Linked DNA regions of Homo sapiens: region 2 is linked to region 1. The links are chromatin loops, found by intact Hi-C in ENCODE. Cell type or tissue: Caco-2. All regions are shown on one strand. Each heading gives the region's core, and the rest is flanking DNA. Links, peaks and the distances in the headings are about the cores only.

Region 1 (5,371 bases), core at 124-5,123:
ATACAAAAAATTAGCCAGGCGTGTTGGTGGGTGCCTGTAGTCCCAGCTACTCGGGAGGCTGAGGCAGGAGAATGGCGTGAACCCGGGAAGCGGAGCTTGCAGTGAGCCGAGATCGCGCCACTGCACTCCAGCCTGGGTGACAGAGCAAGACTGCGTCTCAAAAAAAAAAAAAAAAAAGTGGTTTTCTATTCCCTCCTTCCGCACCAGGGAAAAAGAATATTAATGTGTTTTCACAACAATCTATATGGAGGAGAAGAATTTAAATTCCTGTCAAGGATGAATTTGAAATAATCTTTTCATGGACTCTCATTTTTTATTTTCTGGGTTTTTTTTTTTTTTTTTTTTTGTGAGACTCACTCTGTTACCCAGGCTGGAGTGGATAGGAGTCACGTCACACTTCTCTAGCTGTAAGGACTCTAGGAGAGCAAGTATCTGCTCTTCTTGGCTTCCTTAGTCGGGGGCAGAACCTGTTTTTTTTTTTTTTTTTGCCAAAAGTCATGCAATGGGCCGGGTGCGCTGGTTCACGCCTGTAATCCCAGCACTTTGGGAGGCTGAGTTAGGTGGATCACCTGAGGTCGGGAGTTCGAGACCAGCCTGACCAACATGGTGAAACCCCATCTCCTCTAAAAATACAAAAATTAGCCAGGCGTGGTGGCGGGTGCCTGTAATCCCAGCTACTCAGGAGGCTGAGGCAGGAAAATTGCTTGAACCCAGGAGATGGAGGTTGCAGTGAGCCAAGATCACACCATTGCACTCCAGCCTGGGCAACAGTGAAACTCAGTCTCAAAAAAAAAAAAGTGGGGGGGCATGCAATGGAGCTTTCCCCAATGTATTCGTCACTTGTTGAACTGCTATAAAGAAATACCTGAGACTGGGTAATTTATAAGGAAAAGAGCTTTAATTGGCTCATGGTTCTGCAGGCTGTACACAAAGCATAGTGGCTTCTGCTTCTGGGGAGGCCTCAAGGAGCTTCAAAGCAGAAGGCAGAAGGCAAGTGGGAGCATGAGTCTTCCATGGCAAGCGCAGGACTGAGAGAGAGAGACAGGAGGTGTTATCCACTTTTAAACAGCCAGATCTCGTGAGATCTCACTATCCAGTACCAAGAGAGATGGTACTAATCCATTCACGAGAACTCTGCCCCATGATCCAATGGCCTTCCCCCGAGCCCTACCTGGAACACTGGGGATTACAACAGATCATGAGACTTGGGTGGGGATTCAGATCCAATCCATATCACCCAGACAAAATGTTTACTTGTATCATTAACTATTAGGCAGCCATGCATGTGCAGAACCTCACAGAGGTCATGACTGGTCTGAAAGGATGTTTAAGAAATGGCCAGAGCCGGGCGCAGTGGCTCACGCCTGTAATCCCAGCACTTTGGGAGGCCGAGGTGGGCGGATCACGAGGTCGGGAGATCGAGACCATCCTGGCTAACATGGTGAAACCCCATCTCTACTAAAAATACAAAAAAATTAGCCGGGCATGGTGGCGGGCATCTGTAGTCCCAGCTACTCCGGGAGGCTGAGGCAGGAGAGAGAGGCGTGAACCCGGGAGGCGGAGCTTGCAGTGAGCCGAGATCGTACCACTGCACTCCAGCCTGGGCGACAGAGCGAGACTCTGTCACAAAAAAAATAAAAAATAAGAAATGGCCAGTATATCGGTCAGGATACGATACATTATGCTGCAGGAACAAATGACTCCAACATCTCAGCAGCTTACGGAGATAAAGGTTTACTTCTCATTCAGGTCCACTGTAGATGGCCAATATTTTCACGTTGGGACCCAAGCTGATGAAACAGCCTCTAGAACATGACTGATCTCATAGCAGGGAAAAAGAAAAACAAACCAAAAACCCCACAGCAAGTCACATTCTGGCTCTTGAAGCTTCTGCTTGGAAGTGACAAACATAACTTCTGCCCATATACTATTGGCTAAAACAAATTATGTCTCCAAACCTGATTTCTGTGGAGCAGGAAGTGTGATATTACCCCAGGGATGGGCAATTAATATTTTTGAAACAGAATAGGAATATTTTGAATAGAATGCTTCAGTAGGCCAGGTGTGGTGGCTCACGCATGTAATCCCAGCACTTTGGGAGGCTGAGGCAGGTGGATCACCTGAGGTCGGGAGTTCGAGACCAGCCTCACCAACGTGAAGAAACCGTGTCTACTAAAAATACAAAATTAGCCAGGCTTAGTAGCGCATGCCTGTAATCCCAGCTACTTGGGAGGCTGAGGCAGGAGAATCGCTTGAACCCAGGAGGCAGAGGTTGCAGTGAGCCAAGATTGCGCCACTGCACTCCAGCCTGGGCAACAGAGCTAGACTTTGTCTCAAAAAATAAATTAAAAAAATAAATATAATAATAAAAAAGAGAAAAGTTAAATAGCACAGATATTATGTGAAATAATTAAAAATTAGACTTATTAAAATGTGTATTCTTCAGAAAAAGACCCTTAACACAGTATCAGAGATAGATATTGCTAAGGAACTGAATAATGTAAGTGGCTAGGGAAGACAGCAACGCTCAGAGATGTGTCCCCTGGGGCAACATGGTTCCACAGCAGATATGGCTGTTGGGATCCAGATTACAGCATTCTTGTGAGGCTCTAATCCCTAGTGCCCAGCCCCTTCCTCCAGCCATCCTTGAGAAGTAAAAACAGGAAGGCAGCAATGTAACAGAAGACAATACATGCGATAAAGTACTTGAAAGCCAGTAAGCGCCATCTAGTGGCAAGGGGATGATTTTTTCCCATTTTGTATGTACTGTCAAATTCAAACTGCATAGGACAATTTGCATTCCTATCAGCAGGGTGTGAGAGTTGCCAATGTTTTTGTTTTTGTGTGTTTTTTTGTTTTGTTTTGATTTTTGAGATGCAATTTCACTCTTGTCGCCCAGGCTAGAGTGCAGTGGCGTGATCTCGGCTCACTGCAACCTCCGCCTCCCAGGTTCAAGCGATTCTCCTGCCTCAGCCTCCCAAGTAGCTGGGATTACAGGCACCCACCACCATGCCCAGCTAATTTTTGTATTTTTAGTAGAGATGGGGTTTCACCACATTGGCCAGGCTGGTTTCAAACTCCTGACCTCAGGTGATCCTCCTGCCTCGGCCTCCCAAAGTGCTGGGATTACAGGTGTGAGCGACCGTGCCTGGCAGTTTACAGTATTCTACCTTGTCACTAAGCTTGCTAAGTTCAGACTCACTAAGTTTTCTCATTTTAATGAATACAGAATAGTATTTCTGATAAACTGATAGTAAGATTTAGAGGCTTATTGCTGGGCATGGTGGCTCACGCTTGTAATCCCAGCACTTTGGGAGGCCAAGGCGGGCGGATCAGATGAGGTCGGGAGTTCGAGGTCAGCCTGACCAACATGGAGAAACCCGTCTCTACTAAAAATACAAAATTAGCTGGGTGTTGTGGCGCATGCCTGTAATCCCAGCTACTTGGGAGGCTGAGGCAGGAGAATCGCTTGAACCCGGGAAACAGGTTGCGGTGAGCTGAAATCACGCCATTGCACTCCAGCATGAGCAACAAGAGCAAAATTCTGTCTCAAAAAAAAAAAAGAGAGATTTAGAGGCTTGCTTCTGATTCCATTTTTAAAATGTATTTATTTAGGCCAGGTGCAGTGGCTCACGCCTGTAATCCCAGCACTTTAGGAGGCTGAGGCAGGCGGATCACCTGAGGTCCGGAGTTCGAGACCAGCCTGACCAACATGGTAAAACCTTGTCTCTACTAAAAATACAAAAATTGCCAGGCGCGGTGGCTCACGCCTGTAATCCCAGCACTTTGGGAGGCCGAGACGGGCGGATCACAAGGTCAGGAGATCGAGACCATCCTGGCTAACACGGTGAAACCCCGTCTCTACTAAAAATACAAAAAAATTAGCCAGGCGTGGTGGCGGGCGCCTGTAGTCCCAGCTACTCGGGAGGCTGAGGCAGGAGAATGGCGTGAACCCAGGAGGCGCAGCTTGCAGTGAGCGGAGATCGTGCCACTGCACTCCAGCCTGGGCGACAGAGCAAGACTGTCTCAAAAAAAAAAAAAAATACAAAAAATACAAAAATTAGCCGAGCGTGGTGGCAGGCGCCTGTAATCCCAGATACTTGGGAGACTGAGGCAGGAGACTGAGGCAGGAGAATTGCTTGAACCCAGCAGGCAGAGGTTGTGGCGAGCTGAGATCGCGCCATTGCACTCCAGCCTGGGCAAAAAGAGCGAAAAGTCCATCTCAAAAAAAAAAAAATTATTTATTTAGGTAAGGATATATATGTATACTGTATTTTTTTTTTATACGAGTCTTGCTCTGTTGCCCAGGCTGGAATCCAATGGCATGATCTCAGCTCACTGCCGACTCTGCTTCCCAGATTCAAGTGATTCTCCTGCCGCAGCTTCCTGAGTAGCTGGGACTACAGGCGTGTACCACCACCCCCAGCTAATTTTCTATATTTTTAGTACAGGCGGGGTTTTACCATGCTGGCCAGGCTGGTCTCGAACCCCTGACCACAGGTGATCCGCCCGCCTCGGCCTCCCAAAGTGCTGGGATTACAGGTATGAGCCACTGCTTCCAGCCACTTTATATATGTATACTCTATTCTCTATGTACTTCCGATGGTACCACATCAAGAGGCACATAATGTCTTGTTATCAATCAAATGTTGTTCAAATGTGGTTGGCCTGATTCATCAATAGATACAGTAATAAGGTTTCTTATCTATCTTTCACCCAATGGTTTTAGAAACCACTGATGATTGGCTGGGCGCTGTGGCTCACGCCTGTAATCCCAGCACTTAAGAGGCCGAGGGGAGCAGATCACGAGGTCAGGAGTTCGAGACCATCCTGGACAACATGGTGAAACCCTGTCTCTACTAAAAATACAAAAAGTAGCTAGGTGTTATGGCGTGGGCCTATAGTCCCAGCTACTTGGGAGGCTGAGGCAGGAGAACTCTTTAGAACCCAGAAAGTGGAGGTTGCAGTGAGCCAAGTTTGCACCACTGCACTCCAGCCTGGCAACAGAGCGAGACTCCGTCTAAAAAAAAAAAAAAACAACAACAACACTGATGATTATTACTTAGATTCATCATTTCATAAAGGATTTGAAAAAAATAGTAATTTTCTAATTTTATTATTCCTTCTGCATTTATTTATTTATTTATTTTGAGATGGAGTTTCACTCTTGTTGCCCAGACTGGAGTGCAATGGCACGATCTCGGCTCACTGCAACCTCTGCCTCCCAGGTTCAAGCGATTCTCCTGCCTCAGCCTCCCAAGTAGCTGGGATTACAAGCATGAGCCACCACAAGCGGCTTATTTTTGTATTTTTAGTACAGACGGGGTTTCACTATGCTGGTCAGGCTGGTCTCGAACTTCTGACCTCAGGT
Region 2 (5,336 bases), core at 1-5,000, 92 kb after region 1:
AGCTACTCGGGAGGCTGAGGCAGGAGAATTGTTTGAACCTGGGAAGCAGGGGTTGTGGTGAGCCGAGATCGCACCACTGTGCTCCAGCCTGGCTGACAAAAGCGAGACTCCGTCTCAAAAAAAAAAAAAAAAAAGGCCGGGCACGGTGGCTCATGCCTGTAATCTCAGCACTTCGGGAGGCTGAGGCAGGCAGATCATAAGGTCAGGAGTTCAAGACCAGCCTGGCCAATATGGTGAAACTCCATCTCTACTAAAAATACAAAAACTAGCTGTGCATGACTTGGGGCGCCTATAGTCCCAGCTACTCGGGAGGCAGAGGCAGAATTGCTTGAACCCGGGAGGCGGAGTTTGCAGTGAGCCAAGATCGCACCACTGCGCTCCAGCCTGGGTGACAGACTGAGATTTCATCTCAAAAAAAAAAAAGGAAATTATGAAATTATGTGCATAAATGTCTGCTTAGGGCAGAGAGGTGGGTAGGAAGTGCCAGTTCCCAGGGAGGATGCTGTTGACTCCTTATCCACGGCCATTCTCCTCCCGCTTCTTTCTTGCTAAGGAAACCCCAAGTTTGTTCAACCCTCAGGTAGCTTAGGGCTGTAGAGGAAGTGGGCCCTCCCTAGGCCTGGGGGTGAATCTCTTTTGGTCTAAGCCAGTCCTAGTCATTCCAGTCCCTTCCTAGTAATTTGAGTGGAAATGGGCATATAATGCTATTCTGGCCAATGAGAGGGCAAGTCAGCTGGAAAAGAGGGCTCTGAGAAAATGTTCATAGACAAGAAAGCAACATTTCTGCATTTGGCAAAAGGGTGTAATGCTCCAAGCAATGGCAGCCATCTTGAGGCCGTGAGGGGACAAGTCTGAGATCAAATGTCACCATACTGCATCCTTGAAGACATGAAGACCTCAGCGAGCTGCTGAATTAACCAACCCTGAAAGCGCCCTATCCCGACTCCTTGTCTCGTGTGTTAGATGCTATTTACCATCCTCAAGTGTCCATTCTTCTTGTGGTCCTTAGAAAAAGAACACAGCGAGTTCTAGGCAGACATAGCACCTCCCCTTGGCAGCTGGCTGTGGCCATGTGACTAAGTCCAGGCCAATGGGATGTGAACAGGAGTGATGCGGGCAACTCATGGATGATCTTAAAGACATTTGCTTTGGGCACTCTAACCCGCTTCCCACTGGCTGGAGCATGGCAGCAGCTGGAGTGCTTTGCAGGGCACATTTTGGGGGTGGCAGAGTGGCCCCAGTGGCCTTGGAGCACTCACCTTGGGACTGTAATGTGAGACAGAAACAATCTTCTTTTTTTTTTTTTGAGACAGAGTTTGACTGTTGTTGCCCAGGCTGGAATGCAATGGCGCGATCTCGGCTCACCGCAACCTCCACCTCCCGGGATCAAGCAATTCTCCTGCCTCAGCCTCCCGAGTAGCTGGGATTACAGGTGTGCGTCACTACACCCAGCTAATTTTGTATTTTTAGTAGAGACAGAGTTTCTCCATGTTGGTCAGTCAGGCTGGTCTCAAACTCCCAACCTCAGGTGATCAGCCCGCCTCGGCCTCCCAAAGTTCTGGGATTATAGGCATGAGCCACCGTGCCTGGCCTAATTTTTGTATTTTTAGTAGAGACAGGATTTCACTGTGTTGGCCAGGCTGGTCTCGAACTCCTGACCTCAGGTGATCTGCCCACCTTGGCCTCCCAAAGTGCTGGGATTACAGGCATGAGCCACCGTGCCTGGCCTGGTCTCGTTTCTCTCCTTGGAAGTTGGTGGGGACCGGGGCTGGGTTCTGATTTTTGGCAGTGGACTAAAGCTGGGAGGAATGTCTCACGTCTCACCTCCCCTTGGTTTCCTGCTGCTGCTGCTGCTGCTGCCGCCACACCCACCCTGGAAGGGGATGCTCCTCCTCCCCCAACCCCACCGCAGCACAGATCACACCTGAGTCCAGGGCCTGAAGCCTGGTCCCACCCTGACCCCCAACCTCACAGCAGAATTCCGAGCACGCCTTGCACTGGGCTAGTCCAAGTTAGAACAAGCAGAGATTTAGGAACAAGTGAACCATGAAACCAGACTTCCAGGAACACGGGGGCTCACTCATCCCCGATCTCTGTTGGGCACTCAGAGGACATTACAATTTAATATTTAAACAAGAAGTTGAATATTGATACACCAGCAAGGGGGAATTATTTTCCTTCCCCTAGAGCTGCTGGGAAAACGACTCCCTGCTTGCCTATGCCTGGCCAGCTGGGAAGATTCTTAAATAACCGACTGGACACCGGCCCCAGGCCACGCAGTGCTCCCCCAGTAAAGGATAGGTCCACGTCTTTCTCAGTCCTGGCCAAAAACGTCTGTGAACACACCCACTAGAAACAAGCCAGGAACAAACCGCTGCTCTGAGGATCTGATTACATTTCCCCAGGGCAGGTTTCCACCAGAGCGAGCGCCCCTCCCTCCTCCTTTCCCAGAACTCCGTTGCCCAACAACTGTTCCAGCTCCTGCTCCTGAGGCGGGGGCAGCCTGAGGAAACCAGGGCCTCAGGCGACAGCCGGCTCTGTTAGGCAGGGGCAGGACAAAGTGCAAGGTCCCTCTGGAATCCCCCAAGGCAGAGGGCAGGAGCCAGACTCCTCCGGTAGCTGTGGGGGCTCGGAAGGGGACATTAGACTCTGGTCTGTGGCTGTTGGCGCAGGGAGGTGAAGAGTGGTAGCTGCCCCCCGAGGCAGGCACTGGACCCCTTCTCGGCTCCCCAGCCAGCCTCCTTCCTACCCTGTGCACAGAACAGTGAAGGTCTGGGTTCAAATCCCAGCACCGCCACCTACTTGCTGAGCTTCTTTCTCTGTGTGGAAAGTGGAGGTGTGATAACACCACTCTGTGTCGTAGAGAATGTGTTCTGTGCCAGGGGCTGGGCTGGCTCATTTGATCATTACAACCATGCTGGGAGGGGGCACCACCCATCTCTTTGCAAAAGAGGAGATGCACAACTCTGGCCAGGGGTCGGTGGCCAGGAGGCAGGAACGGAGGATCTTTGGGACCCCTGCCCTGCCCCGGGCCTTAGACCCATTGCTCCCAGCCCAGAGGTGCAAGAACACAGCACTGTGATGGGCAGAGGCTGGGGTCCTCACCTGGCCGGGTGGTGTGGTGGCAGCGGGCATCTTCTGGCCTTGCAGCCTTTCTGCTGTTACCTCTGCCCTGCCTGTGCCTGTCCTCACTGCCTCTGTGTTCTCCAGGATGCTACTCTTATTTCTGGCCAGCTGGATCCTACTCTTATTTCTGGCCAGCTGGATCCTGGCCCATTTACATAGTTGCATTAAGAGGCTGGGCTGAGGCCAGGTGTGGTGGCTCACGCCTGTAATCCCAGCACTTTGGGAGGCCGAGGCGGGCGGATCACTTGAGGTCAGGAATTCAAGACCAACCTGGCAAACATGGTGAAACTCCATCTATACTAAAAATACAAAAATCAGCTGGGCTTGGTGGCGCATATCTGTAATTCCAGCTACTTGGGAGGCTGAGGCACAAGAATCGCTTGAACCCAGGAAGTGGAGGTAGCAGTGAGCCGAGATGGTGCCATTGCACCACCACCCAGGTTGGAGTGCGGTAGTGCAATCATGGCTCTCTGCAGCCTCAAATTCCTGGGCTCAAGAGATCCTCCCCCCTCAGCCTCTGAAGTAGCTGGGACTACAGGCATGGGCCACCACGCCCGCCCAGCTAATTTTTAACTTTATTTGTAGAGTCGGGGTTTCACCATGTTGCCTGGGCTGGTCTCAAATTCCTGGCCTCAAGGGATCCACCTGCCTTGGCCTCCCAAGGTGCTAAGATTACAGGTATGAGCCACCGCGCCCGGGCTGGTTATTGTTTCTTGATCTGGTGCTGGTTAAGTGGTGTGTAATTTGGTGAAAATTCACCGATTTTAGATTTAGAGTTTGTGGACTTCAAGAACATTGACATGAACAACAAGACAGAGGCCGTGAGGGTGGAGGAGAGGGCAGTTGGAGAGGCACTTGGGCCAGGGAACAGGGCTGGATGTTGGGGATTTAGGGTGCAGCCTGGCTTCTGGCCAAGTGGCTGGAGAGATGGGAGGATGAGCAGATGAGACACGCAGCTGAGACTGAATGTGAGGGGCCCCCCAGAGATGTGGCTCCCGGGGACCCAGATTGAGAAGCTGACCTTAAGGTGATGGGAAGTGGTGCCGTAGGAAGGAGGGCTGGTTCTGGGTGAGGCAGCTGAATGAGGGGCATGGAACCTGAGCACCCATTCTAGGGGCTGCCTGCCCCCAGAGAGTGGGTTCTGGAGGAGGGCCTGGGGGAGATGGGGAGAGGACCAGAGCCAGCAGCATCCAAGGAGTGAGCAGGGTAGCATGGAGAAGTTCTGGAGCTGCTGCTGACACGTGGCCTCAGGAAAGAGAACCAAAAGCTGGGGCCCTCAGAGCCCCCTGTGTCAGCAGCGCCAGGCACCCTGGTCTGGGACAAAGGCAAGTGGCCACACCCACCTATTTATAGAAGGCAGCTGGCAGGGATCAGGGGAGCCTTACAGGGGCCCTGGGGGAGGGGGCACTGGCAGGGGATGATGAAGGCTCTGCCAGGTCTCTGCCAGCCCCGCCCATACCCTCAGAGCAGAGGCCAGGCCAGAGTTCAAGGAGATCTGGGACAGATGCAGGCCGACTGCACCCTGCAGGCACAGCTGGGCCTAGGAGCAGGGGCTTTTGTCCATCTGTGCTCTGTGGAGTGAGGGAGCTTTTTCTTCTCTGGCCTTGCTGTCCTTTCCTGTGGTATAGGAGACCCCATTTGTCTATGCCATGAGACCATGTACTCCTCCTGGAGCCCAGGGTGGGGTTCCCTCTTGGCCCCAGCCCAATCCAGGGTTGGACAGGACATGCCTGCTTACTGAGGGATGAATAAATGAGAAACTCACGTCCCCAGAGGCTGAGGGACCTGCACAAACCCCAGGCCTTCTCCTGGCCACTCACACCCCTCTGATGTTGCCCTAAAGACCTCAGGGCCTCCAGGTGCAGAGGCTCACACCTGTAGCCTCAGCACTTTGGGAGGCCAAGGTGGGTGAATCACTTAAAGCCAGGAGTTCAAGACCAGCCTGACCAACATGGCAAAACCCCATCTCTCCTAGAAATACAGAAATTAGCCAGGCATGGTGGCAGGCACCTGTAATCCCAGCTACTCAGGAGGCCGAGGCAGAAGGATTGCTTGAACCCAGGAGGCAGAAGTTGCAGTGAGCCGAGATCACGCCACTGCACACACCAGCCTGGGAAACAGTGCGAGACTCCATCTCAAAAAAAAAAAAAAAAAAAAAAAACCCTCAGTGCCCCCAACAGCAGGGGCTGCTGATAGGGTGAGTTAGGCCT

Evidence for each region. A loop is a pair of places that touch in the nucleus more often than their neighbours do. Peaks named below come from ENCODE experiments on the same cell type or tissue, not always from the same donor. Only the 100,000 strongest peaks of a DNase experiment are listed, where the experiment ranks them.
Region 2: a loop joins it to region 1, with 1.9 times the contacts of the local background. A loop is called at or near these places in 5 of 110 quality-filtered maps.

What each region holds. Positions count from the first base shown.
Region 1 is chr22:42,777,625-42,782,995 of GRCh38, reverse strand. No RefSeq gene overlaps it. Among named protein-coding and RNA genes, the nearest start is that of A4GALT, 59 kb to the right of the region's middle. RefSeq lists a silencer at 2,770-2,819. In Caco-2, for the core only: a CTCF peak has its summit at 2,804; a DNase peak (open chromatin) is centred at 2,655.
Region 2 is chr22:42,685,627-42,690,962 of GRCh38, reverse strand. No RefSeq gene overlaps it. Among named protein-coding and RNA genes, the nearest start is that of A4GALT, 33 kb to the left of the region's middle. RefSeq lists enhancers at 2,219-3,110, 3,111-4,000, 4,001-4,892. In Caco-2, for the core only: no CTCF peak of the experiment used is centred there; DNase peaks (open chromatin) are centred at 1,922, 2,472 and 3,702.